Regions from separate parts of the Homo sapiens genome. Here region 1 is linked to region 2. Evidence: read pairs that join two places in POLR2A ChIA-PET (ENCODE). Cell type or tissue: CD4-positive, alpha-beta T cell. All regions are shown on one strand. Each heading gives the region's core, and the rest is flanking DNA. Links, peaks and the distances in the headings are about the cores only. Region 1 has its middle 160 kb from the start of CXCR4. Region 2 has its middle 10 kb from the start of CXCR4.

Evidence for each region. Peaks named below come from ENCODE experiments on the same cell type or tissue, not always from the same donor. Only the 100,000 strongest peaks of a DNase experiment are listed, where the experiment ranks them.
Region 1: POLR2A ChIA-PET joins it to region 2 with 7 read pairs; 12 of 35 experiments call an interaction of 5 or more read pairs at or near these places.

Annotation. Positions count from the first base shown.
Region 1 is chr2:136,272,722-136,290,127 of GRCh38, forward strand. No RefSeq gene overlaps it. Among named protein-coding and RNA genes, the nearest start is that of CXCR4, 160 kb to the left of the region's middle. RefSeq lists an enhancer at 9,546-10,047. In CD4-positive, alpha-beta T cell, for the core only: no CTCF peak of the experiment used is centred there; DNase peaks (open chromatin) are centred at 8,680 and 9,030; H3K27ac peaks cover 1,308 bases.
Region 2 is chr2:136,123,164-136,133,863 of GRCh38, forward strand. No RefSeq gene overlaps it. Among named protein-coding and RNA genes, the nearest start is that of CXCR4, 10 kb to the left of the region's middle. In CD4-positive, alpha-beta T cell, for the core only: no CTCF peak of the experiment used is centred there; a DNase peak (open chromatin) is centred at 2,228; H3K27ac peaks cover 1,012 bases.

The DNA of each region.
Region 1 (17,406 bases), core at 6,367-11,366, 160 kb after region 2:
CCAACATCCCTGATGAACATAGATGTTAAAATCCTCAGCAAAATACTAGCAAACTGAATTCAGTAGCATATTAAAAGGACCATACTTTGTGATCAAGTGGGATTTATCCCTGGGAGGCAAGGATGGCTCAACATATACAAATCAATAAATATAATCCAACATATTAACAGAATGAAGAATAAAAATCATGATCACCTTCATAGATGCAGAAAAAGCATTTTGCAAGATTCAACATTCCTTTATTCAACATTCCTCAACAAATTGAGTATAGGAAAAATATACCTCAACATAAAAAAGGCCATACATGCTGGGCGATGTAGCTCACACCTGTAGTCCCAGCACTTTGAGAGGCAGAGGTGGGCAGATTACCTGAGGTCGGGAGTTTGAGACCAACCTGACCAACTTGGAGAAATCCCATCTCTACTAAAAATACAAAAAATTAGCTGGGCGTAGTGGCGCATGCCTGTAATCCCAGCTACCTGGGAGGCTGAGGCAGGAGAATCGCTTGAACCCAGGAGGCAGAGGTTGCAATGAGCCGAGATTGTGCCATTGCACTCCAGCCTGGGCAGCAAGAGCAAAACTCCATCTCAAAATAAATAAATAATAAAGGCCATACATGATGAGCCCACAGCTAATATCATAGTCAAAGGTGAAAAGCTGAAAGATTTTTCCCTAAGATTAGCAATAAGACAAAGATGCCCACTCTTAGCATTTCTATTCAGTAGAGTAGTGGAAGTCCTAGCCAGAGCAATCAGGCAAGAAAAAGAAATAACGCCACCTAAATCGGCAAGGAAGAAGTTAAATTGTCCTGTTTGTAGATGACATCATTTTATCCATAGAAAACTCTACAATTCCACTTGAAAACTGTTAGAACTAATACGTGAATTCAGTAAAGTTGTAGAATACAAAATCAACATGCAAAAATCAGTTGTGTTTCTATGTACTAACAATAAACTATCTGAAAAAAAATTTAGAATGCAATTCCATTGACAATAGTATCAAAAAGATAAAATACCTAAGCATAAATTTAACCAAGGAAGCAAAAGATCTTTACCCTGAAAATTATACAACATTGATAAAAGAAATTAGACACAAATAAATGAAAACATATTCTATGTTCATGGATTGGAAGAATTAATATTGCTAAAATGTTCATACTACCCGAAGCAATCTATAGATTCATTGCAATCTCTATAAAACTTCCAGTGACATTTTCATGGAAATAGAAAAAGCAATCTTAAAATTCATATGGAACTATGACCCTGAAAGCAATCTTGAAAGAAAAAAAGCTAAAAGAAGTATCTTTCCTGATTTCAAATTATATTACAAAATTATAGGAATCAAAGCAGTATGATATTGGCATAAAAACAGACACATAAACTAATGAAATAGAATGAAGAGCCCAGAAATAAACCCACACATATATGGTCACCTAATTTTCTATAAGGGTGCCAAGAATACACAGTGGAGAAAGGATAGTCTCTTCAACAAATGGTGTTGGGAAAACTGGATATCCACATGCAAATAAAGGAAGTTGGGTCGTTATCTTGCACCCTACACAAAAATCAACCCAGAATTTATTAAAGACTTAAATATAAGACCTGAAACTGTAAAACTCCCAGAAGAACTCATAGGAAAAAGCTCTTTGACATTATCCTTGGCAATGATTTTTTGGCTTTGATACCAAAAACACAGACAACAAAAGCAAAAATGAACAAGTGGTACTACATCAAACTAAAAAACTTCTGTGCAGCCAAAGAAACAATTAACAAAATTAAGAAATGAGAGAAAATATTTGCAAACCATATATCTGATAAGGGATTTTATCCAAAATATAGAAGGCATTTATGCAACTGAATAGCAAAAACATAACAAAAACCAAATAATTAAATTAAAAATGGGCAAATGTTCTGAAAGACATTTCTCCAAGGAAGACAAAAGGCCAACAGGTATATGACAATGTGCTCACCATCATTAATTATCAGGGAAATGAATGTCACAACCACAATGAACCATTGCCTCGTATCTTAGAATGGCTGTTATTAAAACAACAAGAGGTATATATAAAAAAAATTAAAATCAGGATCTAGAAGAGATTTTGGCATTCCTGTGGTCACTACAGCATTATTCATAATAGCCAAGATCTGGAAGCAACTTAATTGTCTGTTGATGGGTGAATGGGATAAAGAAATTGTGGTATGTACATACAATGGAATATTGCTCAGCCTTATAAAAGAAGGAAATCCCATCATTTGTAACAAAATGGATAGACTTGGAGAGTATTATGTTCAGTGAAATAAACCAGAAACAGAAAGACAAATACTGTATGATCTCACTAAATGTAGAATCTAAAACACTCAAACTCACAGAAGCAGAGAATAGCATGTTGGTCAGAGGTGATGGTTAAAGGGTATTATGTTTCAGTTATGCAAGATAAATAAGTTCTGCTTATACTGAATCTACAGCGTAGTGCTTATAGCTAACAATACTGTACTATATACTTAAAATTTTTTGAAAAAGTAGATCTTATGTTAAATGTTCTTACCAGAAAACAAACAAAAAAACCCACAAATAAATACCGCCTTCCAAACCCAAGGACAAAAATAAAAGGGATTGGAGGAGACTTTGGGAGATGGATATGTTCATGATGGATATGTTCATGGCCTTGATGGTTTCATGGGTATGTGTTTATCCCCAAACTCATTGAATTGTATGCATTAAATATATATAGTTTTTAATATGTCAGTCATACCTCAATAAAGTGGTATAAAACATAAAAGAGTATAACTGTTCTTCACAGACTCTTCTGAAGTGCTCATAACTTTCCTAAGAACATTCCCAGCATCTGATCATCACTGCAGAAATGGTGAAAACAAGAGGTCACCTCCTATATTTTCAAGACAAGAAAACAGAGAAGCAAGTGTCAGTCCTGGGATTCATCCCCAGGCCTCCTGGCCATCTGTTCAGGTTTCCTTCCTGCAGACCAGGCCATCTCAATGACCTTCAGAAGGTGGCCAAGGACCCTGTGATTCTGTGACATGGCTGGCCAGTCATGTTATACTGTGTCTGTGTATTTATGTGTACCTATGGTAGACATGAGATGCTCTGTCCAGGTGTCCAGATCTTCCTTCAAGAAAGAAGGATCAAACAGCCTCCAGCATCAGGAGCTTCAGGGTTGGCCTCAGCTGCTGAGAACTGCCTCACTTGCGGTCAAATCTTTCCAGGACAACCTGTGTCAGATGACTGAGCAAGACGGGTCATAAAAGTCCGGCCACTTTGGCCTCACTTGGGACAGCTCTGACAGGCAATATTTGATCTGAAACTTCCTGCCAGATTGGCAGGAGCTTTGTCAGGCCTGCATCAACATTTGCCTTCTCCCTCTGCCCGATCCTGCATCTGCCCGCTTCTTTCCACAGGTATGGATACATAGTAAACATTCTTACCTCATATTCTGTCCCAGCATCTGCTTCCAGACAACCCAGCCTGTGACAGTCCCCTGTCTTTTCTCTCCCATTTGACAAAGAACACTGTCAGAGATTAGAGAGACAAGACAGGCTGTAGATGAATGGCCCACTGGCATATTTTGATTGGCCTGTACAGTTGTATTAGTCTGTTTTCATGCTGCTAATAAAGACATACCTGAGACTGGGTAATTTATAAAGGAAAAGAGGTTTAATGGACTCATAGTTCCACGTGGCTGAGGAGGCCTCATAATCATGGTGGAAGGCAAAAGGCATGTCTTACATGGCAGCAGCCAAGACAGAAATGAGAGCCAAGTGAAAGGGATTTCCCTTTATAAAACCATCAGATCCTGTGAGACTTATTCCCTACCAGGAGAACAGTATGGGGGAAACTGCCCCTGTGATTCAATTATCTCCCACGAGGTCCCACAACACTTGGGAATTATGGGAGCTATAATTCAAAATGAGATTTGGGTGGGAACACAGCCAAACCATATCTGCAGTGTGGTTTGTATACAGATGAGTCAGTATAGAAAAATTGGAATATTACCCATAAAATCTAAATTTCTATATTCTATTTAAAAATTAGATGATCAGGCAACATTGGCCCTTTATTCTTGAATAAGAGACTATTGGTTGGGGCTGAAGAGTGGCTTCCTCCTTTAGAGAGACGAGTTCTCCAGCTTGTCAAAGTCCCCAGAACTTTCTACAGACTTGTACCTGTTCACCTCCCTCCCTTGTGTTATCTCCCTGACTCCTATGAACATCTGAGCTTTTCTTTTGACAAATATAGATGGTTCAACAGATGGAAAGCAGAATCTTTCCTGTGCTACCATATCTTTTTGATTCGATATGGATCTTTAAGAATTGGATTTCTCTCGGTTTAAGGCCACGAGAGCCTTTTGCTGGGTCCTTGGTTTAGCTAAGCACTCAGGGCCACTATCGCTGCCCTCTGTCACTCACCACCCCCAGAAAAAGGTGTTCTCCATGGACACATGGCAGGGAACAACACATACTGGGGCCTGTCGGGGGATAGGGGGTGGGAGGAGGGAAAGCATCAGGAAGAATAGCTAATGGATGCCAGGCTTAGTACTTAGGTGATGGGATGATCTATGCAGCTAATCGCCATCCGTGGCACACGTTTAACTATGTAACAAACCTGCACATCGTGCAAATGTACCCCTGAACTTAAAGTAAAAGTTGGAAATAAAAAAATAGAAAAGAAAAAGGTGTTCTCTTCAGTGAGGTTCATGTCAGACACCGCCTACATCGAGAAACCATATTTATTTCTTTTTACAAAGAGTATCATATTTTTTCACTATAAAACTCATTTTTATTATTGAATATTTGTTACCCTCAAAGGCTAACATTTTTCCAAAAATGAATATATCTCTCAATGTGCTTAGGTTGATAGTGGAGCCCTCCAGCCAAAGAAGCAGAATAACCAGAAACTCCTCAAACAGGGCCATGCCACCTCCCTTCTTGTCACCAATATTGCCTGTGGCCAGGTGTCCAGAGCTATATGGAAAGCCTCTTTGCCAGCCAAGTCTAATGCCTCTTCCCCCCGAATAAATTGCTTCTGCTTCTTCAGGGGGTCGTAATTATGTAAGACTCAATAATTATATAACAAATTGCTTTGAAGTGATTATTTAAATTATGCATTGGCAGGAATCGGGTATTCAACTATAATGAGCTTCATTGGTTATGAAAATGTCTTCTCTGAGCTGATACAATAACTGCTTCTGTCTGTTGCTGTTTGAAATATGGGCCAGCTGGAAGACTTCAAAAACTTAGATTGAATCACATTCAGAATATAAAAGACATTGTAAAGGGGTTGGCTCCCTTTGTATCTTCTGTTCCTGGGCAATAAGGGTCCTTAGCCTTGGCCACAAAATGGGGCTCTGATGGGGCTTCCTGCTAGGACAGGTGGAGCTGGTGCCCAAAGAACCAGATCAGTACAAGGCTAGGGGGACTGTAGCTTTCCAGCAGGAGTTCCCTTGGCATGAAGAGCTTGAGGGGGACCTAGACCTCCAGGCATCTGGTCCCCTTTCTCCTCCCTACCTGCTCAGCCCACTTGGAGAAGGAGATGTGTGTTTAGTGGGCTCTGTGCTGTGCTAACCCTCCCACAGCTTCCCTGAAGGCTGCCGCTTAGGGATGGCGGATGCTGGGAGTGTGTTGGAATGCCTGTTCCCAGGTGAATCATTACTATGTGGAGCCCCAGCAGGCTGGAACAGGCTGGCATGGTCCAACGCAGAGGAGTAGGAGGAGCCCAAACCCCTCAGCCCATGAACTTGCCTCTCTCACACCCAGAGCACCTGGACCAACCAGGAGAAGACCTTCGAGATGAACCTCTAGCAGCCAAAGGCATTCAGGTTTTACCAGAAGGGCCTCCAGGAAATCTTGACAAATAAGGGCTATGTTTCTGGCCATCGTGGCCTCCCTAGGCCAAGCATTGGCAAACTTTTTCTGTAAAAGACCAGATGGTAAATATTTTAGGCTTTCCAGGGCCCGGACTTCTCCCTCTCATATTCTTTGTGTTGTTGTTTAAACAACCCAGTAGAAATGTAAAAACAATTTGTAGCTACTGGGCTGTAGAAAAATAGTCTTCAGGCTGGATTTGGCCCCAAGGCCAGAATTGCTATATCCCTGCCTGGTGCAGTGGATTCCGTGATAAACCACTGGATTTTTCTGCTGTCCATGCTGAAGCCATGGAGATCTGATGGTGGGAAGCCAGCTTTGAATTTCAGATCTGATAGCTCTTCTGGAAAAAATGGAAAAGGATCGAACAGCCACATGCCCATCTCAGATCCTCTGATCCTGCAGCTGGGGTAACTCCATTCTCTTAATGCCCGCAGCTCCTGTAGAGCCTTCTTGGCAGTCAGTATTTACTGCCTGGCATTTGTAAGGATCTTTTCAGGTATACTAGAGCTGTATACATCTGCCTACACCCACCCACCCACTCCAAGAGTCCCTTGAGGGCAGAAGTGGCAAGCTTTCAACCACTTCATCTCTGGCCAGCACCGAGAACAGTGCCTGGGACCCTTGCAGTAGATATTGTGCTGACTGAGTGGTGTCTGATGCCCCCTGTGTGTTCCTCTTTTCCCCTTTCCTGCAGTGAACCCCAGGAAGTACAGAAGGTTAAGATATTTTGTGCATTGTGGGGTGTTTGGCAAGGTGTGGCCATGCAGGTGTTTGCTTAGACCTCTCTCTTGGTTCTCTGTGTGTTTCTCTAGCAAAACACATAGCAGCCTTTGTGATCTGCTCACCAAGAGTGGAATGTGGCTGCCCCTCAGTTTGGAGGAAACCAGAACCCCTGGGCCAGGCTGTGGCTCCAGTCTGAACACAGGTTCCTCAGATCTGCTGCTCCTCAGCTTTCTGGGATCACTGGTTGAGAAGCCGGGATTGCTTTGAAATCAGAAGCCTGACTGCTCCTTCCCAAGACTGCATTCACCTGTTTGGACCCAAGTGTATTGCGATTGGCTTCACCCTGTGCTTGTGGAAATGTCTGTATTTGAGCCTTAGCCTAGGGGTTCTCATTCAACTCAGGATATTTTGTTCTCTCTTGGAGTAATTTAAGGATTATTTCCTCTCTGAGATTATCTTTTTAGATGGCAAGATTTTCAGAATCCTTTCGGTTGCTAGCAATGGAAATCACTGACTTAACTGGCTTGAAGGGCAAGCAGCATTATCTCACATAGCAAGAAATCCAGAGGCGGAGTGCTGCAGGTGTGGTTAGTTCAGTGGTTCCATCTTGCCATTAAGGAAGAAGCTCTTTCTTCTCTTTGCTGCCATACTTAGTGTGTTGGTTTAGGCTTTGCATGAGCTTTCCTCATGGGTGAAAAATGCCTGTCACAGCTCCAGGTGGTGCATCATCATGATCACATCCAAGGGGAGAAAAGGGACTGTTTGCTCTCGTGCATCTTTGGTCCACAAGAAAAATTCTTTCCAGAAGTCTCTTACCGACTTTCTGTCATTAGCCATAAGCATGTCCTAGGTCTATGCCTAAATTAATCCCTGATATGATGTGTGAATCACCACAATGGTTTTAGATCAACCATGTCTCATCCTCTGGAACTGGGGCCAGGGTTCCTGGGAGCACAAGGCCCTACTGAGGAGTGTAGCCACCTGCATGACATTGGGGTTTTGTTGGGAGAAAAAAGAAAGGGAGCACCCAGCACCCATCAAAGTGTCTAGTACAGCAAACATTCCCCAGAATCTTTCCTCCTTGAGATGCTGAGGGACACAGAGCCTTCTGAAGTTCTATTAATAAAAGAGAAGTTTTAGAGAAGGCTGCTTGGAAAACTCCTATGGGAATACTGTGAGCTACTCCTTCTTGCCCCATCCTGCTTTTAGACAAGAACCATGGGTCTGTCTAATCCCACCTTAGTATATTGGCTTTGAAGACAGCTATGACAGCCATTGTTTATTGAGCATCTACTCTGTGCCAGGCATTGTGGGAGGGGCTTTGCACATATGGCTTCTAATCATGCAGCTACACTGGCAGGGCTGCGTTATTGTCCTTATTTTACAGATTAGGGAACTGGAATCTAGAGACGTCGAGTAGCTTGCCTCTGGCTGCACGGTCTGTATAGGGCTGAGCCAGGAGTCGGCAAGCACTTTTAAAGCATCTGCTTTGATCTAGGCACTGTACTAGGTGATGAGAATGCAAAAAAGAATCAAATATGGTTCCCACCATCAGGGAGCACATAGACATAGCCTGTCCCTTCTGGAAGGTCACCCAGTATAACTAAATATGTGTCGCTTGTCCAGGCTGGAAAACATCTTTGGAAGTGTGAGGAAATTAGGCAGTGTCTTGTGCCTTCTACCTAAAGACCTCCTGCCTCCTGTCAGGAAGCCTAAAGCTTTGCTGAATAGCTTGGTAAAGGAATTAGGAGCATGGGCTTTGGTGCCAGAGTGTGTGAGTTCAAATCCCATCTCTACCACTTTCTGGCTGGATGATTATAAGCAAGATACCTTGTGGGCTGCTACGAGGTAAAATGAAAGAGACCTTGTGAAAACACAGGAGAAGAGCTTGGTAACAGTTAGCAGCTGTTATTACCAATTTACGTTGCTCTTCAATGCACTTTCTTATCAGGTAAGATATCAGAGGCCCAACCTCCTAATCCCCTTAGTCTCTTAGCATTTTGCACCCTCCCCCAGGTTTGGGCATTGATGTCATAGGCTGCAGCTTGTAGATTGCTCCAGGTGGTGCCCGGCACATTGAGCTGCTTGATGCTAGCTCTTTAGTGTGAATGACAAGCTTGTCAGCCAGCTCTTACTGCAAGTGTGATTTCCTCCTGTGTGATGGCTGCACAGGGAGGCGATGGAACAGAAAATGAGCACCTCTCTTCCTCTCTCAGGGCACTCTTTGGCTTCCCCATGCTGGGTATAAATGAAGCTGCCTATGCTGAGAGGCCTGGGAAAGCCTACTGCTCCCTTCTAATGGGGAGATGGGACCCAGTGGGCAAGAAGGCAGGCAGGGGAATCCTCACGCCTGGCTCTTGTCTCTTGTCACAGACTTGAGCTGTGGCACCAGGAAGTCCCCTTGCCTAGGTTTCCTCTCCTGTGAACTGGGAGGGCCTTATCAGCCTGTAATCTCACTGAAAAATCCCCTTTGGGGGGCGGAAATGGAGATGGGTATCTGAGAAATAGGGCAGCCCAGACCTGCCTCCAAGGCAGCTGGCCCGAGATACCCGCCCGAGGAACCCGCAGGCCGCAGGCTCTGCTGGGCGTGCTGGACCTTGTCTGCATCCCTGTCTGCTCTGCAGCTTTCGACGCAGCTCATCCATCTGGAAAACTGCCGTGGGATGCTGCTGCCCAGGGGGCTGAGGGGTCTCATCGATCTTGGGGAAATAATTAAGGCCCGCAAAGCCTTGCCGGGCTCTATCGGTGCAAGGTGCTATTAAGAACAAGATAAAAGCTTTGAGCCTTGATTGAATCTGGAAAACAAGGCCCATGCAGGCATTTTTCTTTGTCATGGTGTCAAAGGAGAAGGGAGAGTCCCAGGGAAGAAGGAGGAAGATGAAGGAGCAAAGGAGAAAAGACAGTTTTTGAGACAGTAGACAAGAGCCTTGGGAAAAAAAAAAAAGCAAAACCCACTAAAATTGCCTGTGCTTTTTGCTTTCTTTCTTAAGGGGACACTGTGAAAGAGGAGTGGCGGCTTTGAAGGTGACACCACACGCCACCTTCTCCTGTTTGTCCCCAGTGTCTCAGGTGAGCAATTATCACCATCATTCCTGCAGAGGGAGTTTGCTCCTCCAGCGGGAAGTCCGACTGTGTTCCTTGTGGTGGTGGCCTCCTTGCCCCTGGCTCAGGGTCTTTGTTGCTTTCTTTCTTTCCTCTTGTGCATTGCTTTGCTCAAATGTTTGCAGGAGGAGGGTCTGCTCGGAGGCCAGGCCAGTGCTGGGCGGCCCCCTCCTTCCTTAGAACTTTATTGTGCTTTTGCTCTCTTTTTACTGCTTGGCTGCAACAAAGCCAGCTCTCAGGGCTGAAATCCAGCTGAGGAGATCTGATTTCTCAAAAGCCATTTTGATCTTTTCACTTCAAAGGTAGGTTTTTTCACGCCCGAGCCCCAGTTTGGTGGCCCCAGACCTGCCCTTTTGGGCTGTGGGTCTGGAGGGACCTGTGGTCTCTTCTTTACATGCTGTTGGGAGAGCCTGGGGTCCTGGCACTGGGGCTGCCCAGTGCCAGCCCGGGCAAGCCTCCGATGTAGGGAGATTTGTCCTTGATGTCCCTGGTCTCCAGCACCCCTGATGCCCTGCCTTTTCCTTCTGTCTGGCTCAGCCCTATACATCTCCCAATTGCCAAAGCCCTTCTGCTCCCCAATCCCCAGTCATCTTATGAACATTGGCTCTCAGGAATGAAACTGACCTTCGGGGTCTTCTTCGGAGGACTTCCTTGAGAGCTCCCACCTCCCAGCCACCCTCCCCCACCCAAGGTGCCTTTCCTCAGGGGCCCTACTATATTCTGTAATGCTCGGTAAGTTCCCTTATTCAGTTCCCACCACATTTTGCTTAATTATCCTTTTTCCTCCCACGACCCTCAGGAGATCATGAGGGCCTTGAATAAAGGAGCTGTTATTCCCCCATATGCAGTCCCAGTGTCTAGCACAATGTCAAGCACATAGTAGGTTCTCAATGCATGTCCAGTGCATTAGTGAGTTCCTTCCTACAGCTCTCTCAAGCTGTCCTAGGGGTTGCTGAGGCAGCTCAGGGGCAAGCCAGCTTGGTGGAAGGAGAAATGGGCAGGCAGGTGGGGGGAGAGAGACAACATTTATTCTGGATCGCCTCCAGCCCATCAGGTAATTTCCAGACCCAGCCCCTGCTTTGTCCACAGCAAGTTTACTTTCATTGATTTTATAGTTCTATGTGCATATAACATTATAAATATTATGTCTATCACATGTGATAGGCAATAATATAGTGTATATGTAATATTCATATATGTATAATATAACATGTCATACATATGATATAGTATGACGTGTACAAACATACATATACAGATTTTTTTGTGAAAAGGGTTCTGTTTAAAAATTAGTTTAAACATCGAGGTCTTGAGCTTTTCATCTAAGGTCTTCTCTCTCCCGGGGGCATTTGCTTTTGAAGTTGTTACTCATTACCGCTTGGACAGTGGAAAGCTTTGTTCTGATTGAAGATGTTTTAGGCTTTTACCTAGTTGATGAAAGCATTGCTTTTCGGATGGTGACTTCTTTCCATTGTACCTACCACCCATCTCCCCCATACATCAGCAATCCTGGCTGGTATTGAGGAATGAAGAAGGGCATTGGATTCTCTGAGGTCACGAAACTATTAATGTTATTTATCTCAGATGATTTTTGTTGTTGTTGTTTGGTTTAGAATCTGGCCAGATGGGAGGCCAGGGTTGACTGGGTTGCTGTAAGGAGGCATTGGAGTTCTGGCCTCTCTCACTGGCCTGCTAGGGGGCAGCTGGCTTTTTCAGCTCTCCACCCACTTTCCTCTGAGCTGCCCCGCTCCCATTTAGCACCCCAGTGACAAGCACCTCCATTACTGTGCTTCCTAGATGCTGGGCCTCCTTCCATGAGGGGTTCCCCTGGGCCTGCCCTTCCCAGCACAGGAGTCCAAGTGCCCACCTTTGGTTCCTGATCAAACCCCACTGGTCTCTGTTCCAAGGTGGGATAGTGGCAGAACACTGAATTAGGAGCTAAGAACCAGGTACTGAGTCTTGAATTACTCACCATCTGTGGGACCTAGGGTTCATCACTCATTCTGGAGTCTCAGTTTGCTAGCAGGTTAACAGCCATAATCACCCAGCCTTCCTACCACAAGGAGAGGCTCATCTGAAACCCTAGATTGGTTTTTCTTAGGTTTCCTGCAATTAAAATCTTCTGGGAAGCTTTTAACATCCCAATTCCCAGACCACGCTCCCAAACCAATTAAATCAGATTTTCTGGAGATGAGATCCAGACGTCAGTATTTTTTTAAAGCTCCCCAGGTAATTTGAATGTGAAGCCAAGGTTGAAAACCACTGTTTAAGGTCAAAGTATTTATGGATATTGAAAATGAAAACAGATTCTGAACTTCCCTCCATTTTCTGCTAACTAATCTGCAGTAGTTCTTAGTTTTAATTTGGTTCAGAATCTGTTTAAGAATCTCTTGAAAGTTATGTGTGTATTTTCTCATGAAGTGACATATATGCAAAATTTTACATGTAATTTCAGCCTATAATGTCCCCTTGTTAGTGAGGCCCTCTCTGGCTACCCTATCCAAAATGGCAACGGTGCCCCTCCTCACTACAATTTCCTTCCTCCTTGCCTACTTTAAGCTTTCTCCATAGCCTTTATCACTATCTGTGTGAACATCCACAAGTCCCTCAGGAGGGTAGAGTTTCTCAACCTGTAGTTCCTGGACCACATTTACTTAATCAAGATAACCGGGGTGGGACTCAGGATCTGCATTTTCAGAAACTCCCTGAGTTTCTTTTGAACACTGAAGTTTTCCAGCCAGTGAGCTGGGTCCCTGGATTCTTGATTTACAGTTGCAGGGTCAAGTCTGTTGCTGTCTTTCTTAGAGCACCTCCTTGCTCTTCCAGATCCTGCCCTTTAGACAGGAATCTGTCTCCCTCAGCCTACCAGAAGTCTCAGGTAAACTCTCTAATGTTCCAGAGAAACCCCAGGTATTTTCCAAGTTACCTCAGGGGTATGTGGGAATGTGGCTATCTCAATTGTGTGGGTTGGGGGGCTTGGACTAAGGCCTCTGATCTAATGAAAATTATCTCCTTTCCCTCCCCTCTAGTGGTACTTGGAATTCTGTCACTGTCCAGTCATTCTTAAACTCTTTGGCGCCCACCTCTATCATGACAAATAACAAAGACCGTGAACAGCGGGCATATTTGATTCCATCTCTCTGCTCGAAGTTTTCCATTGGCTTCCAGTGGCCTACAGGGGGATGTATATCCCTATTTTTAAAGTTACCAGAAGGCACTTTGAGATGTGGCTGCCATTCACCTTCCAGCCTTGGTCCTAGTGTCTTTACTAAACTCTCCTGCAGGACTAAACTGCGTGTATTTCCTGGAGCTGCCACTTCCTTTCTTGGATATCCTGGATTGTTTCTTTCATCTCTTTACACAAGCCACTCCTTTCCCAAAACTCTCCAATGACTCTCTAGCTGACTCAGAGTACAAGCCAAGACATCACGTGGCTGAACGCGGTGGCTCACACCTGTAATCCCAATAGTTTGGGAGGCCAGGGCAGGAGGATTGCTTGAGCTCCAGAGTTCAAGACCAGGCTGGGCAACATGGCAAAACCCCATCTTTACAAAAAATACAAAAATTAGGTTGAGGTTGCAGTGAGCTGAGATTGTGCCACTGCACTGCAGCCTGAGCAACCCTAGTGAGACCCTGTCTAAAAAAAAAAAAAAAAAAAAAATTAGCCAGGTGTGGTAGCATGTGCCCGTAGTCCCATAGGTACCAGCTACTTGGGAGTCTGAGGTGAGAGAATAGCTTGAGCCCAGGAGGTAGAGGATGCAGTGAGCTGAGATTGTACCATTGCACTCCAGCTTGGGTGACAGAGCAAGACCCTGTCTCAAAACAAAACAAAACAAAAAACAAAAAATCAAACATTAAAGGCGTCATGTTACCTATAGGCTCTACTCGATCTGTCCATCACCCTCCTTGGCTTTGTGCCCTCATCTTCTGCTATTTCCCTGTTTTGTTTTCTGGGGCTGCTGTAACAAAGCACCACAGACTAGGTTGTTTAAACAACAGAAAGTCATTGTCCTGCAGTTCTAGGGGCTAGAAATGTGAAATCAAGGTGTCAGCAGGGCCATGCTCCCTCTGAAACTTGAAGGGAAACATCCTTCCTAGCCTCTTTCTCACTTCTGGTGTTTGCCGGCTCTCTTTCCCTTCCTAGGCTTGTAGCTGAGTCATTCCAGTCCCCTTGGCCTTCTCCCCATGCACCTGCACATGGTCATCTTCATATGAGGACACGAGTCATCCTGGATTAGGGGCCCACCTTACTCCAGTATGACCACGACTACTTACATTTGCAATGAGCTATTTCCAAAAAGGTCACCTCCTGGGGTAGTGGGGATTAGGATGTCAAAATATCTTCTTTTGGGGGATAACATCCCTCCTCTTTCATTCTGCTTCAGTCACACTGACCTAGATAGAGTTGTCAGATTTAGCCAAATAAAAAAAATAAGATGCACAGTGAAATTTGAATTTCAGATAAATAATGAATACTTTTTAGTATAAATGTGTCTCAAATGTTTCATGGAGTTTTTTTTTTTTTTTTTTTTTTTTGCCGAAGTATGTGACCATGCACTATTCGGGATGTACTTATACTAAAAAAGTTATTTATTGTTCATCTGAAATTCATATGTCACTGGGTATCCAGTGTTATGTCTGGCAACTTTTACTTTTTATTCCTTGAACACACCAAGCATGCTCCCACCCGAGGCCTTGGCATTTGCTATCCCATCAGCCTTGAATGCTCTTTCCTGAGATGTCTGGGATGCTCATTCTCTGATGAACTTCAGCAGGGCCTTTCTGGATCCCCTACTCCCTATACACATACCTCCTCTCCTCCTTTTTTGCTTTAATTTTTTTCCCTTATCCCTATAGGGCCATCAATTTCCATTATATGTATATTTCCCCCTTTATCCCTTATCACTAACAGGCTATATATTTTACCTACGGATCATGTTTATTGTCTGTCACCCCCAGGAGAATTTAAGCTTGAAATACTTATTCATTGCTGTCTCTCCAGGGCCTAGAACAATGCCTGGTGCACAGTTGATGTTCAGTAAATCTTCAGTGAATGAATAAAGAGATAAATAAACCCTTTCATTGTCACTCAAGTACTGGAAAGTGGGCATCTGTGGGTTTACCTAGGAGCCACTCCCACTTCTGGCAAGCAGTGCCCCTCTCCGACTCTCCATAGAACTAGCTTGGGGAGGTCCTGCCCAAACCCCAGATCCAGACATGTAGACACAATCCAGGTCAATCCATTAATTCTGTCCACTTGGCCACAGTGATTGGTTCAGGGACGGGTTCAAGACCCAAGTCAGTCTGACTGGAGTGAGTCTCAGAATTTCTGCTGGAACTATTAAGATGGAACACTCCCTTCCTACTGGTGTTTCTGAGAAGAATAAGATGTAAGCCTGGAGCCACTGATAGCCATCTCACCACCATAAAAGATGAGAGGGGACTCGGCTCCTGGCCAAAAACCTGCTTATGATCTTTCAGGCCTGACTGTAGGTGAATTCAAAGGCTTTACCTGGCAGGCTTCACAGAAAAAGCTGCCATCCCTGGCCACACTTGGTGCACAGCCAGGACCCGGGGGTCTCTGAAGCAGGTTGCACTCAAGGGCTTCCATCAACGACCATGCTGTAACGTGTATCTGTATTCCTAGCCCCAGCATCTCCATTTGGCTTGGGGTCTTCCCAGGTGTGGCACCTGAGTCCTGCTCATTGGGAGAAGGGGGAATCTTGAAGACACTTTTCTCCCCTTGAACTCAGCGCCCAGCACTTTTCCACACCTGAACCTCAGCCCAGATCCGTGAAAGGGCAGGAGCCTATTGCTCCAGTGAGACAAGTCCCCTGTCTTTGTGGATCCACCTGACCCTCGCCAGGTGCTGCTCCAGGGGTATGGACCTGTGGGGGAGCCGGTGCTTCCTCCTGTCTAGCCTCTTGCTCAGACCATCATGGTAAGTAAATAAAGACTTAGCCATTACTTTCCTTTTCGCTTGTCTTAATTGACTACTCGGACACCTGGCAGCTCAGCTCAGCTCAGCTCTTGACTACCGTCTGCCTGAGAGTGGAGCCAACCCAAGAGAACAGAGCTGAGGAACAGAGAGAACTAGAGTCTCTCTAATGTCCTTGACTCTCCTAATCTTGCTATGTTGGAAGCCAGTGTTGCCCTGGACCTTTGTGCTGAGCTCAAGCCGATTAGATGTGTTTTTTCTGTCACTGAGTCTTGAGCCCAATGCACACTCTCAGTGACCCCCTGGGGGGCCTCAGGAACTCCTCCACCTGTGTTCCCATTCTCCCTGTCCTTGCCATCATTGTGGTCTGGTTTATCCCACACTATCCAGCTTCATGTGCCTCCCCAAGGGACATCTGCTCTTAGAAACCAGGGGATGTGACTTTCTGTCTCTCTTTTTCTTTTTATTTATTTATTTTTTTGAGACAGGGTCTCTCTCTGTCACTCAGGCTGGAGTGCAGTGGTGTGATCATGGTTCACTGCAGCCTTCAACTCCTGGACTCAAGTGATCCTTCCACCTCAGTCTCCTGAGTAGCTGGGACTGCAGGTATCTGCCACTACACCTGGAAACTTTTTTTATTTTTATTTTTTATAGAGATGAGGGTCTTGCTGTGTTGCCCAAGCTGGTCTTGAATTCCTGGCCTCAAGCAGTCCTGCTTTGGCCTCCCAAAGTGGTGGGCTTACAGACATGAGGCACTGCACCTGACCCTCTATCTCTCTCTCTCTTTTTTTTTAAATCTCCACACCCCATATATGCCCATTTTAGTCTGTTCAGACTTCTGTAACAAAACTCTATAGACTGGGTGGCTTATAAACAACAGATATTTATTTCTTTCAGTTTGCAGGGCTGAGAAGTCCAAGATGAAGGTGCCCCCAAATATCGTGTCTGGTGGGGGCCCACTTCCACACTGACAGCCATCTTCTCCCTCTGACCTCACATGGTGGAAAGAATGAGGGGTCTCTCTGGATCCTCTTTTATAAGGATGCTAATTCAATTCATGAAGGCTCCAGCCCTATGACCCAAACAACTCCTAAAGGCCCTACCTCTTAATACCATCTTTTAGGGGAGTGGATTTCAACATATAAATTTTGAGGTGACATAAACATTCAGATCATAGAGATACTCTTGCACAAAATCAGACAAAAATTTCTGCAGATGACTTAATTGATGAAATTGCAATGGGCTCTTTACAATGTAAATCACTCATTTGGTAATTATAAATAGGATGAAAACTTCTTAATATTTAAAAAATCTACATTAAAACTTTTATTATTCCCTTAGGAAATCAAATCTGGATTAGGGGATAAAATCTGTATTAGTTATCTTCTGCTGCATAATAAAACTCCCCCAAAGCTCATTAATTTAGAATGACAAGCATTTATTATCTCAGTTTCTTGGAGTCTGAAATCTAAGTACAACTTAGACAGGTCCCCTGGTTCCGGGGACTCTCATAAGTCTGCAGATGTCACCAGAACTGTGGTCATCTCGAGGCTCAACTGCGAAAGAATCCCCTGTAAGCTCACTCATGGGCTGTTTGCAAGCTTCAGGGTCCTCACTGGTTACCAGCTAGAGACATCAGTTCCTTGCCACATGGGTCTCTCCATAGGGCTGCTCAGAATATGGTTGCTGGCTTTCCTTAGAGTGAATGAGTGGAGATTCAAGATGGAAGTCACAGTCTTTTTATAACCTAGTCTTGGAAGT
Region 2 (10,700 bases), core at 147-5,146:
CTATCTGTCAGCTATCAAAGCTGTGTCTTTGAGATTTGTAACCTTCTGTTAGAATTACATGCCCCTTGAGAAATAGTCTCCTTAAAAAAAAATAACTTGGGAATGATCTTAGAGCTACTTGTAGGTCTAAGACACCAGTGACAACATCTAAAAACCTGCAGGTATTGTAAATGAGTGAGGCAATAGGGACTGGTGGGGACTGTGGAGAACCAAAGGGTGCATGCCCTGTCCTAAAGCAGCAACCACTACCCTCCATTGCCCTTTGAGGGAATTTGGGCCATATTATTCACTTTTTTTGTTTTTTTTTTTTTTTGAGACGGAGTCTTGCTCTGTTGCCCAGGCTGGAGTGCAGTGGCACAATCTCGGCTCATTGCAAGCTCCGCCTCCTGGGTCCACCCCATTCTCCTGCCTCAGCCTCCTGTGTAGCTGGGACTACAGGCACCCACCACCACGCCCAGCTAATTCTTTTTGTATTTTTAGTAGAGACGGGGTTTCACTGTGTTAGCCAGGATGGTCTCGATCTCCTGACCTTGTAATCCGCCCATCTCGACCTCCCAAAGTGCTGGGATTACAGGTGTGAGCCACTGCGCCCAGCCTATTCAACTTTTTTTAAAGAGAAAGTGAAAGTCCTGATTTTTTAATAAGAAATCTCTCAACTTAAAAATGTTGGTTCAAAACAAACAAACACAAAAACTCTACTAGCTTCCAGTCTTCCAGTTTACACTGACCTAAGGTGTTGATGATAGCCATCAAAAGAAAGTATGAGACTAGGTATTGTGGTTCACACCTGTAATCCCAGCACTTTGGGAGGCTGAGGAAGGCCAATCAGATCACTTGAGCTCAGGAGTTTGAGACCAGCATGGGCAACATGGTGAAACCCTGTCTCTACCAAAAAAGTACAAAAAAATTAGCCAAGTGTGGTGGCTGTAGTCCCAGCTACTCAGGAGGCTGAGGCAAGGAGATCACTTGAGGTTGGGAGGCAGAGGCTGCAGTGAGTCGAGATCGCATCTCTGCACTGCAGCCTGCATGCCAGAGTGTCACTCTGTTTCAACAAAGAAAAAAAGAAAAAAAAGAAAGGATAGGGTTAGGCAGTCAGGAGACTTGGGAGGATGGAACAGACACACATGGACAAAAACTGGCTGCAGAATCCTTTTGGGGTGGTCTCTATGTCATAATTTGTCTCTCTGAGACTGAAATTAGTTACTTGGGATTTCCAGGTCAGTCCTCCCTTGCGGCACCTAACCGCACTCAGGTTAATGTCAGGGACCCTGAAGAGAATTGACAAGCTTTGTGTGATCCTTACATTCCTCAACCCTTTTCCCATCCCCAGGCCCTATGCCTTCTTCACTGTCTTGATGCATGAGCACTGGGCCTGTCTTTTCTTTCAGTTATTATAGGACAACGTCCTTCAGGGAGAAGAACATTCTTCCTTCTGCTCTTTAAACAGTGGGAACAACAGCAGAAAGGAGGATTGCAAGCCAGACAGAGTAGCTTTGTGGTTCAGAGCACAGCACTGGAGTCTGCTCACACAGTGGCCTTTGTTGTAATATCATTTGTTTTAATATCCGGCTAACAATAACATTCTACTTTTTGGATTATTGGGAAGATTAATATGATATCTATGTAAAGACTTTAGTACAGTGTGGGGCACTTAGTAAGTGCTTAATAAACATAACCTATTACTAATATAGGTTCCTATCTCTGCTGCTGAAATGTCTTTCTTGTTGGTCAAGGGCTTTGCTTAACCAGACAAATGGCTTTCTCCACCATTACCCACTGAAATGAGGTAAAGGGAAGTGGAGTCTTAAATAAAGTGTGAAGTGTTCTTACTTTTAATTGTGGTCAGAAGAGAGATCTATGCAATGAGGGAAGGAAAGAGAAGACATAAAGAATTTCTCATACGTGCCTTGAAAGCCCTTCCTGTCTTTGCAGTCTCAGATTCGGGGTTGAAAGGGGTCCTTAATGCCATTTGGTCTCATTATGTTCCATGCATTGGAAGGAGCTCCTTTTCAGCAGGTGGTCCTGTCTCTGGACACTCCTGGGATGGGCAGCCCACCCTTTGGAAAGGAGCAGATCCCACTGCCGGGCAAACCTGATCACTAGACGGTCCTTTTTTTTTCTTCCTTTTTTTTTTTTTTGGCTAGGCACCTGTCTCTCCTGTTTTCTAGCCTCTAAGTGTAACTTAGCTAGAGCTTGACTGGAGGAGACGCCATGAGAGGAAGCCAAGGACCGCGGCAGCCAAAACCATCCTGAGGCTAAAGCAAAAGCTGTGCTTTCCGAGACACTTATTTCTGCAGCCACAGGGATGAGTCTAATGAGAGGCTTCTTTGTTCCATTAGCAAGTCTGAGAAGGGTATCTGGCCAGGTTAGAGTTTCTTTTCATAAAGGAAATTATCTCCAAACATAGAAGAGCTGGGGATTAAGTGACTCAGAAGATTTAGTGCTGGACTTTTTTAAGGCCTCCTGAGACTTCCAGATATACTTGCCTTGGTGAGAAAATGTGGGGTAACAGCAGCTCTGGAAGCAGGTTAATAAAGAAGGCAATTAACCACATCTTTGCTTGGTTTTATGTTAGGCAAAAGCAGGTTAAAATGAATACTTGGAAATGTGTCTGAAGATGTGTGTCTGAATGGGCTTCTTTTTAACAGGTGCCAGTGGCTGCCTGGAGAAAGCATTTCCATGTAGTCTGTTCACCCCCGTAACCCCCTCCAATCACAAGCTCAGGCTGTTTCCTGGAATCTTTGTAAATTGGGGATGTTCTGTGTCTCAGCAGCTTCTTTTTAAATGGAAGCCATGAAATTGCTTTCAGTGTCATTTAAAAATACTGAAGTGGAGTGCTTTGGGTTTCTCCCTACTTTGTCCGCTTGTTTATCCTTGTGGTTAACCAGCTGCAGCATAATCTCCTGGCTGTGTTTACTCCTGTCCTATGTGCCCAGGGCTGCCCTCCGTGACCTGCTTGCTATTTTGAGCCCAGGTGGGGCAGCCCCTTGCGGGGAGTGGGCATCAAAAGTCCGCTTCTGCCCACATTGTCTCTTTTTGGTTGGGAAATTGGCTCACGTGTGGATAATTTATTGCTTGTTTGGGGCAGACGAGACAGAACGAACTCCACAGAGACACTTTGAACAACGCGGAACAATTTGGATTAATCCTTTCCGCAAACAGGGTTCCATTTGCATGAGGGGATTGCTGAGAGTTTTATCTTGGGTGATAAATGGCAGGCATTCTAGCTCCACTGGCGAGCATCGCCCCCATGCAGGTTTAGATTAGGCTTCTCCAGACTGAAGAGGATTTTTGTTCTTGGCCAGGTAGATTTTCACTTCAGGGTTAGGGTTCAGGCAGCTGGTTACCTTTCTGAGGGGGCTTTTTTTTTCCTATTGCCTTTCGCCCATCTGGGCTGTGCTAAGGTTTTTGTCCCAGTGTGGCAATTTTCCAGGCTAAAAAAAGAACCACCCTCCCTCCTTCAACCAAAGCCTCCTCTGCCAACTTTTCTCACACACGTGTGCACACAAGAGCACGCACACATGAGATCACAACCAACCACCCTAGAAAGCCCAGTTCTCTTGCGCTGCTGAATTTTTTGTTTTGCCTTCTCTCTCCTCTGTCATTTGCCTGCTGCTGTTCTGCACCCTCAATTCTAGAAAGAGGAAATTCTACTCAGGCACTGCCATGGATTTCTCTTTAGGTTTCTACCTAGGAGTTCAGGTGCTGCGGGTCACCCAACTGGCCCCGAAAGTGAGAGGGGCTCCCTGGTCCCAGAAGACAAAGACCTCCTGTGCCTGTTTATGCTAAACCTAAACATTTAATTGATCCTGCTTTCTAGCAGGTCCCAGGAGACTTCATCAGACTCTTTCTAGGAAGCACAAATATACAGAAGATATTTCTTCTGACCATTCTCCAACAATCAAGAGATGTTTATTGAACTCTACTTACTTTCAATAGTTTGTATTGTGAAAACATGAAGTTGTTTTCCAAAGGTGAAAAAGTATGTTATTTGATCTGTATTTTTCAAACTGTATGCTTCATTTTCTTCTTGAAAATCTGTTTTATCCCCACCTTCAGTCAGAGAGAATCTTAGAATGCTGTGGTTTTCTGACCTGTTGTCTGCAGTCTCTGGGCCCATACCTTTGTGCCCCCTGTGAACAGAACAGGCTGTCTTGAATTAATTCTGCAGAAGAAAGAACTGAAAATGGGGGAGTGTGAAGCATCCCTAAGAATCAGAAATAAGAAAAACTCAGCCAGTACAAGGTCTGAAGTTTCTCTCCCACCCTCCTGCTGTCCCACTTTGTTGTAAGTATAAACAGCTCTCCTCTGCTTCTCCTAGCGAGCAAGCTAACGAGGGAAGTGGGTTTTACTGTGCAAGCTCTCCCTTCTGTGTGTTGCTGGGGTGGGGTGCGCTGGGGGCAGATGCGTCTGTTTTTTCACCGGCCCGAGGCAGTAGCACAGGCCCTGTAATCTCCCTGGTCCCCCTGTGTCATCTTCCAGAATTTCCATAGAAGCTGAGGCAGCCCCAGCATGCCAGGCTTAGGCTGCCTGGTGATGGACCCCCCCCCACCACCCAGGGGAGTACCCCAAAGAGTCCCTTGGGTGGTGCTACTCTGGTTCTCTCCCCAGAAAACCTGGCTTCTGGAGGTGAAGAGGTTGAAGGACTCGAAAAAAAAATTCTACCCAGGGAACCATCTGGGCAAAGACTTGGACGTGTAAAGCAGCAGGCTGTACTCTGGAAACTGGAGTAGATGGGTCTCTCTGAGCGCGACTTGGTGTTAAGGGAGTAATGGAGATGTCAGTGAGCAGCAAATGAGACAGCAGTGTAAGACGAGGAGCTCACCACACGCTCTGAGGCAGCTATCAGGGAATCCCATTAACTATGTATGTAGCAGGAATGCTGTGAGAACTGTCTAGGGTAATCTATAAGGCTATTTTGTAAACTAGAATGACATTAATTAAAAGTTGGGCTGGGCACAGTGGCTCACACCTGTAATCCCAGCACTTTGAGAGGCCAAGGCAGGCAGATCACTTGAGGTCAGGAGTTTGAGACCAGCCTGGCCAACATGGGGAAACCCCATCTCTACCAAAAATACAAAAATTAGACAGGCATGGTGGCATGCACCTGTAATTCCAGCTACTCTGGAGGCTGAAGCACAAGAATTGCTTGAACTCAGTAGGCAGAGGTTGCAGTGAGCCGAGATTGTAACACTGCACTCCAGCCTGGGTAATGGAATGAGCAGAATGAGACTCTGTCTTAAAAAAAAGAGAGTTAGTTATCATAAAGATAAAATGTTTTAATTAAATCTAGATTAAGTAAAAGATGAAGTTGAGCATCTACCCATTCTGGTTTCATAAAGCACAGGAACCAATTTTCAGCCTAAAGACCCCAGCTCTGCTGTGAAAGGTGGGGGAGATAAGGTGACTGAGTCTGCCACTGAAGAAAACCAAGGCTAGTGTTGAGTGTTCTCATGATGCCAGGAAGTTTCCTCAGTTCTTCTCCCTTGCAAATCTGGTACTCATACTCTCACATGGCCCGGGATCTATCCCATAGCATTTTATTTTTTTCCGTGTATCTTCATGACCTGCTTTCTTCTACAGTGGCTTCTCTTCCTACTCCCTCTTGCCCCTTTTGATTTCCTTCTCTTTTATTTCTGAGGTCTCTTCATTCTCCCCCTTCCTTCCATCCTCCTATCTTTCCTCCTCTTCCTCCCTTCCTTCTTTCCACAAACTATTTTGAGTGCCTACAATGTGCAGAGCTCTGCTAGGTGCTGGGAGAGACACTAGATGAATAGCATACAGTCCTTAGCCTCAAGACACCTAAGTCCAGTATGGGAGATAAAATAGGGACATAAAAAACTGTGATAAAAGCCAGAGCAGGATGGGCAGTGCAAGTGAAGTACAAACAAGGCCCAGCAGGGAAAGAGGAGGCCTTTCACATAGGAAAGGCATGTGAAGAATGGGTAGGTATTGATTGGAAGGTATTCAGCAGGAAGGAGGAAAGCCTGACTCAAGTGAGAAGGCATGAATGAAACGTTGGAGCTGCAAACAGGGATCAGCTAGTTTGACTGGAATATAGGCTGGAGTTCTGTCTGCAGGGGTACATTAGGCCAGAGCATAGATGGTTTTATAGACAAGGCTAAGAGGTCTGGACTTTATTCTATCAAGTAACAGCAAAACTATGAAGATTTGGGGTTGGAGAATAATATGCTCAGAGCTTGGCTTTAGAATAATTAATCTATAAATGTAGTGTCAAATGAATTGGAACGAGAAAGCTAAGGTGGACAGACCAGACAGAAATCTATCTGGATAGCTCAGGTGGAAGGTTGTAAAGGTCTGGGCTAGCCACACATGGTGGCAATTGCAAGGCTGCTAATGGGTGGAAGAGATCTTGGAGAACCAGCATCTGGTGACTTATTGATGTGGGGCTGAGAAAGAAGGGAGAGATGAAGGGAGACTGGAATTTCAGCTAAGATGTGAAGAATGGAGGTCAAGGGGAGAGACTATTTCGGAGGGGAGGGGATGCTGTTTAGAGAAAGTCTGAAGGCTTACCCTTGTATTTTTCAAAGTTTGTATGTTGGTTTCTCAGTCACCACCTGCATCTGACTTGTGGGCTTTTGTGTAGCACAATGATATCCTGTTACTTATGTCATCGAAGTGACTTCATCTCCTGTCACATCTCAAACAACAACGATCGGAGGTGGCAAAACTTGGCAGACAAAAAAAAATGCAGGCTTTGAGATCCTTTCCTTACATTTCTAAGGTTACTACCTGGGTAAGGCCAAATCTGGATTTTAGGGGGAAGGACATTTGTTAGATCAAAGAAATCAGTATGTGGGTATCAGTTAGTGCTGGGGACTTTTTTCTATGGGAAGAAAGGCAGAAGGAAAGAAGCAAGTGTCACAAGAAGCTTAAATACGAGTTCAAATCAACATCTGTGATGTAATAATAGTTCCAATACAATCATGTGTAACTTTTATGGTTAAAGATGAATTACACAGAAAATAAGGAGTTGATAGTGTCCCCCATCAGACCAATAGTATCAGAATGAGCAGGGTTGGGGCTCAGTAGTTCAGATGAGAAACAAGTTGTTCCAACCCAATGTGCCCTGGGAAAGTTTTGCAGGAGAGATGGACTCTGAAGCTGAGCTTTACGGCAGTCCACATTACCACTACAGCACCCACTTCCTGGTTGGGCACATTGTTGGAATGTCATACCAAGGCACCCGAAGTTTAAATAATTTCAGGACTCCTTAACTGCAAATATAATTTTTAGCAGAACATTGAAAATAACTTGCTCTAGACTTATGCCTTTATCTGTAAATTTTATCACAGTCGTTCTTAAGGAAAATAGGCACCCTTTGCTTCCAGACCTTTGGTCCCTTATAACTGTTGCTTTGCCAAGTGTCCTGGTCTACTTTTGAGTGTCCAACTTTGGTTCTTAGAGTGCAGTTCCAAGCTGGCCCTAAATATAACTTGTTATTATATGTAGGTTCTCAGAGTGTGGCTCCATTCTTCACATCTTAGCTGAAATTCCAGGCTTCCTTCACCTCCTCCTTCTTTCTCACATCAGTGAGTCATCATATGCTGGTTCTCCAAGATCTCTTCTATCCATTAGCAGCCTTGCAATTCCCACCACTGTGTGGCTAGCCCAGACTTTTAAAACTTTCCACCTGAGCTATCCAAATAGATTTCCGCCTGGTCTTTACACCTCAGCTTTCTCCTTCTCATCCATTTGTTTGTTTTCAGACCCATTTTCTCTTTCCTTCTTGGCCTCAGATTATGTTTCTGGCCCTTCGGTTACTTACCAGTGGCTCATCTCAAACATGCTCTTCCACAGTTGGGTTTTTGGGTGATTTACTGGAAAGGGGAATGTGGGGGGTAAGGTGAGCTCATCACTGACCTTTGACTCTGTCAGGTGGTGCAGGCTGGTTCTCAATCTGTGAGCAGTGGACCCCAAGGGAAGTTATTGTGAAGGGTCTAAATACCCCCAAGTGCCAAATCTTCCTGTAGATTGAATATATAATGTGCTACAATTTTTGAAATGCATGTGGATGCTATTGTGATTCATAAAATATGGAATTGGTTTGGAAGTGTCTTGAATTCATAGGAGTTTTGTGTGTGTGTGTGTGTGTGTGTGTGTGTGTGTGTGTGTGTGTGTGTTTAAGAATGTTGTTTGGGCCGGGCACGGTGGCTCATGCTTGTAATCCCAGCACTCTGGGGGGCTGAGGTGGGTGGATCACCTGAGGTCAGGAGTTTGAGACCAGCCTGGCCAACATGGTGAAACGCCATCTCTACTAAAAATACAAAAAATAGCTGGGTGTGGTGGCAGGCGCCTGTAATCCCAGTTACCCAGTAGGCCGAGGCACGAGATTCGCTTGAACCTGGGACACGGAGGTTGCAGTGAATCAAGATTGCACTACTGCATTCCAGCCTGGGTGAGAGAGTAAGACCCTGTCTCAAAAAAAAAAAAAAGAAAAAAAAAAGCCAAAAACGAATGTTGTTCGTCAACAGACATTACCACACTACCAGCACGATTGGCTTTCATCTGGTGGTTCATGAAACTTTGTGGTTGTTAAAAGTGATCTTCATGTTCCGCAGAGGAAAGGCAGCCCTAAAGGGAATACAGTTTTTGTCTGGTGCCCAGAGCCTATCTACCCCTACTTGGGCTGCCAGAGAGTGGAGCTTGGGACACGACCAGTGTGGAATAGGATGGAAAAAATATTTCTCTGTACACTGATCACCACACTGCTTGCAGCAGGGAGCTATCAACCGAGAACCAACTACATAAGGGGGTTGTTATTTGTGGAGGAGCTTTCAGGTCCTCTAAACCTACCTCCCACTCTCGGCAGGAATCCCTTATAGAACCTCCCTGTGGGATGAACGTTAGCTTGGCCCTGATCCCTGCATTAACAGGTAGCGCTGTTTACTATAAAGTAAATTCAGATTCCAGGACCTCCACCTTGGTTGTTTCTGATTTGGCAGGGTTGGGGCGGGGCTTTGAGCATTCGCCTTTTCAAATAATGCTCGAGGTGATTCTGATGTCAGCCAGAGTTGAGAGAGAAGATTGTTATGAAAGGACACAAATACCTCATCACGGTGCTTTTTGTTTGTGAAGTGCTCACTAAGGCGTGAACAGCGTCATGGTGGGGCTCCTGCAGGCTTTATATTTATACCCCGTTTCTTATTTCTCACACCCACTCTGGTAGATAGATCCCTATTTCAAAAATGAGTGAATTAGGGTTCAGGGAAGTGAAACCTGTGTGCCGGCTGGGGACTGACAGTTGGAACCCCAATGTACAAATGAAACCAGGGAACAGTGGGTGTGACGAGCACTTGAGGAGCGACAGAGAGTTATGACCTCGAACCCACAAGTGAGACTGCAAACACAAGTAGGTGGGAGCCCAGCGGCAGGAGACTGACACTGCTGGAATCAGGGAGGGGGCAGTGCTGTTTAAGAGCTTCTGACACACTCAGTTCCTCCCTTCATCCTAAGAGACCTGGGCTCACTAGCAGAGGGGCTTTGGCAAGTTACTTGATGGATTAGGGCCTCAGTTTCTTCATCTGTGAAGTGGAGATAATAATAGTGCCTGCCTCCTGCTGCAAGTCTAGTCATCAGTATCATCAACATTGGTGGTACACCTGCTGGGTACCAGTCCTGGGGTGGGCGTGCTCCTCTCTAGAAGATAAAAGCCCATATAGAGACTATGGTGGAAGGAGCAGGACAAGAGAATCAGAAGCTCACCTCATTCTTAATGTGAAGAGACATTAAGATCAGGAAAGCCAGATGCTTGATGTTCTCTCTCATACCCATAGCAGATGGGTGCCTCACTGGGTTCCCCCAGAAGCTGATGGTGAGCAGGGGGGTGGCAGCCACTTTTATTTTCTCTTTTCTTTTCTTGTCTTCTTTTCTTTTCTTGGATCTTACTCTGTCACCCAGGCTAGAGTGCAGTAGTGTGAGTATGGCTTATTGCAGCCTTTAACTCCTGGGCTCAAGCAACCCTCCTGTCTCATCCTCCTAAGTAGGTGGGACTACAGGTGTGTGCCACCATGCCCAGCTAATTTTTGTTGTAGAGATGGGGTCTCACTCTATTGCCCAGGCTGGTCTTGAACTCCTGGCCTCAAGCAATCCTCCTGCCTCAGTCTCCCAAAGTGCTGTGATTGCAGGTGTGAGCCACTGCACTCAGCCAGCAGCCACCCATTTCTTACAGCTGCTCCAGTGTGAGGGGGTAACAAAAGGCTGCTTTCAAGGCAGCAGCCCAGCCCCCATGTTTCCTGCCTGGTCCCTGAGGAGTGCACAAGTGATCAGGAGAGATTCTTCTTTTGGTCACAGGGATCTTAATGATCACTGGGACTTGGGCTGTTTAAGATGTCACTTAGAAGTTCAAATCTACTTCCAGATGGCTTCCAAGCGAGGGATGGCCTCTACAGTGAGGCCAATCATGTGGTATATTCTTACCTAAGTGGGCCTTGCTGCCCTGCACAATGGCATCTCGGCCCATGGGCCAGCCTCGTAAGGTCTTTAAACCTATGACCACCAGGTGATCTTCTCTGGGGAGCAGCAGAACTTCCATGAGTCTGTCCAGGGATCTTATTTAGAGATGAGTCATACTTTTCTACGCTGTCAGCTCTAGGTTGAAGTAGAATGTACCAGCAACAGACTAGGATGACCTCGCAGCTAGCTGTCCATAGGAATACACCTCTTCTTTCTTCCAACCT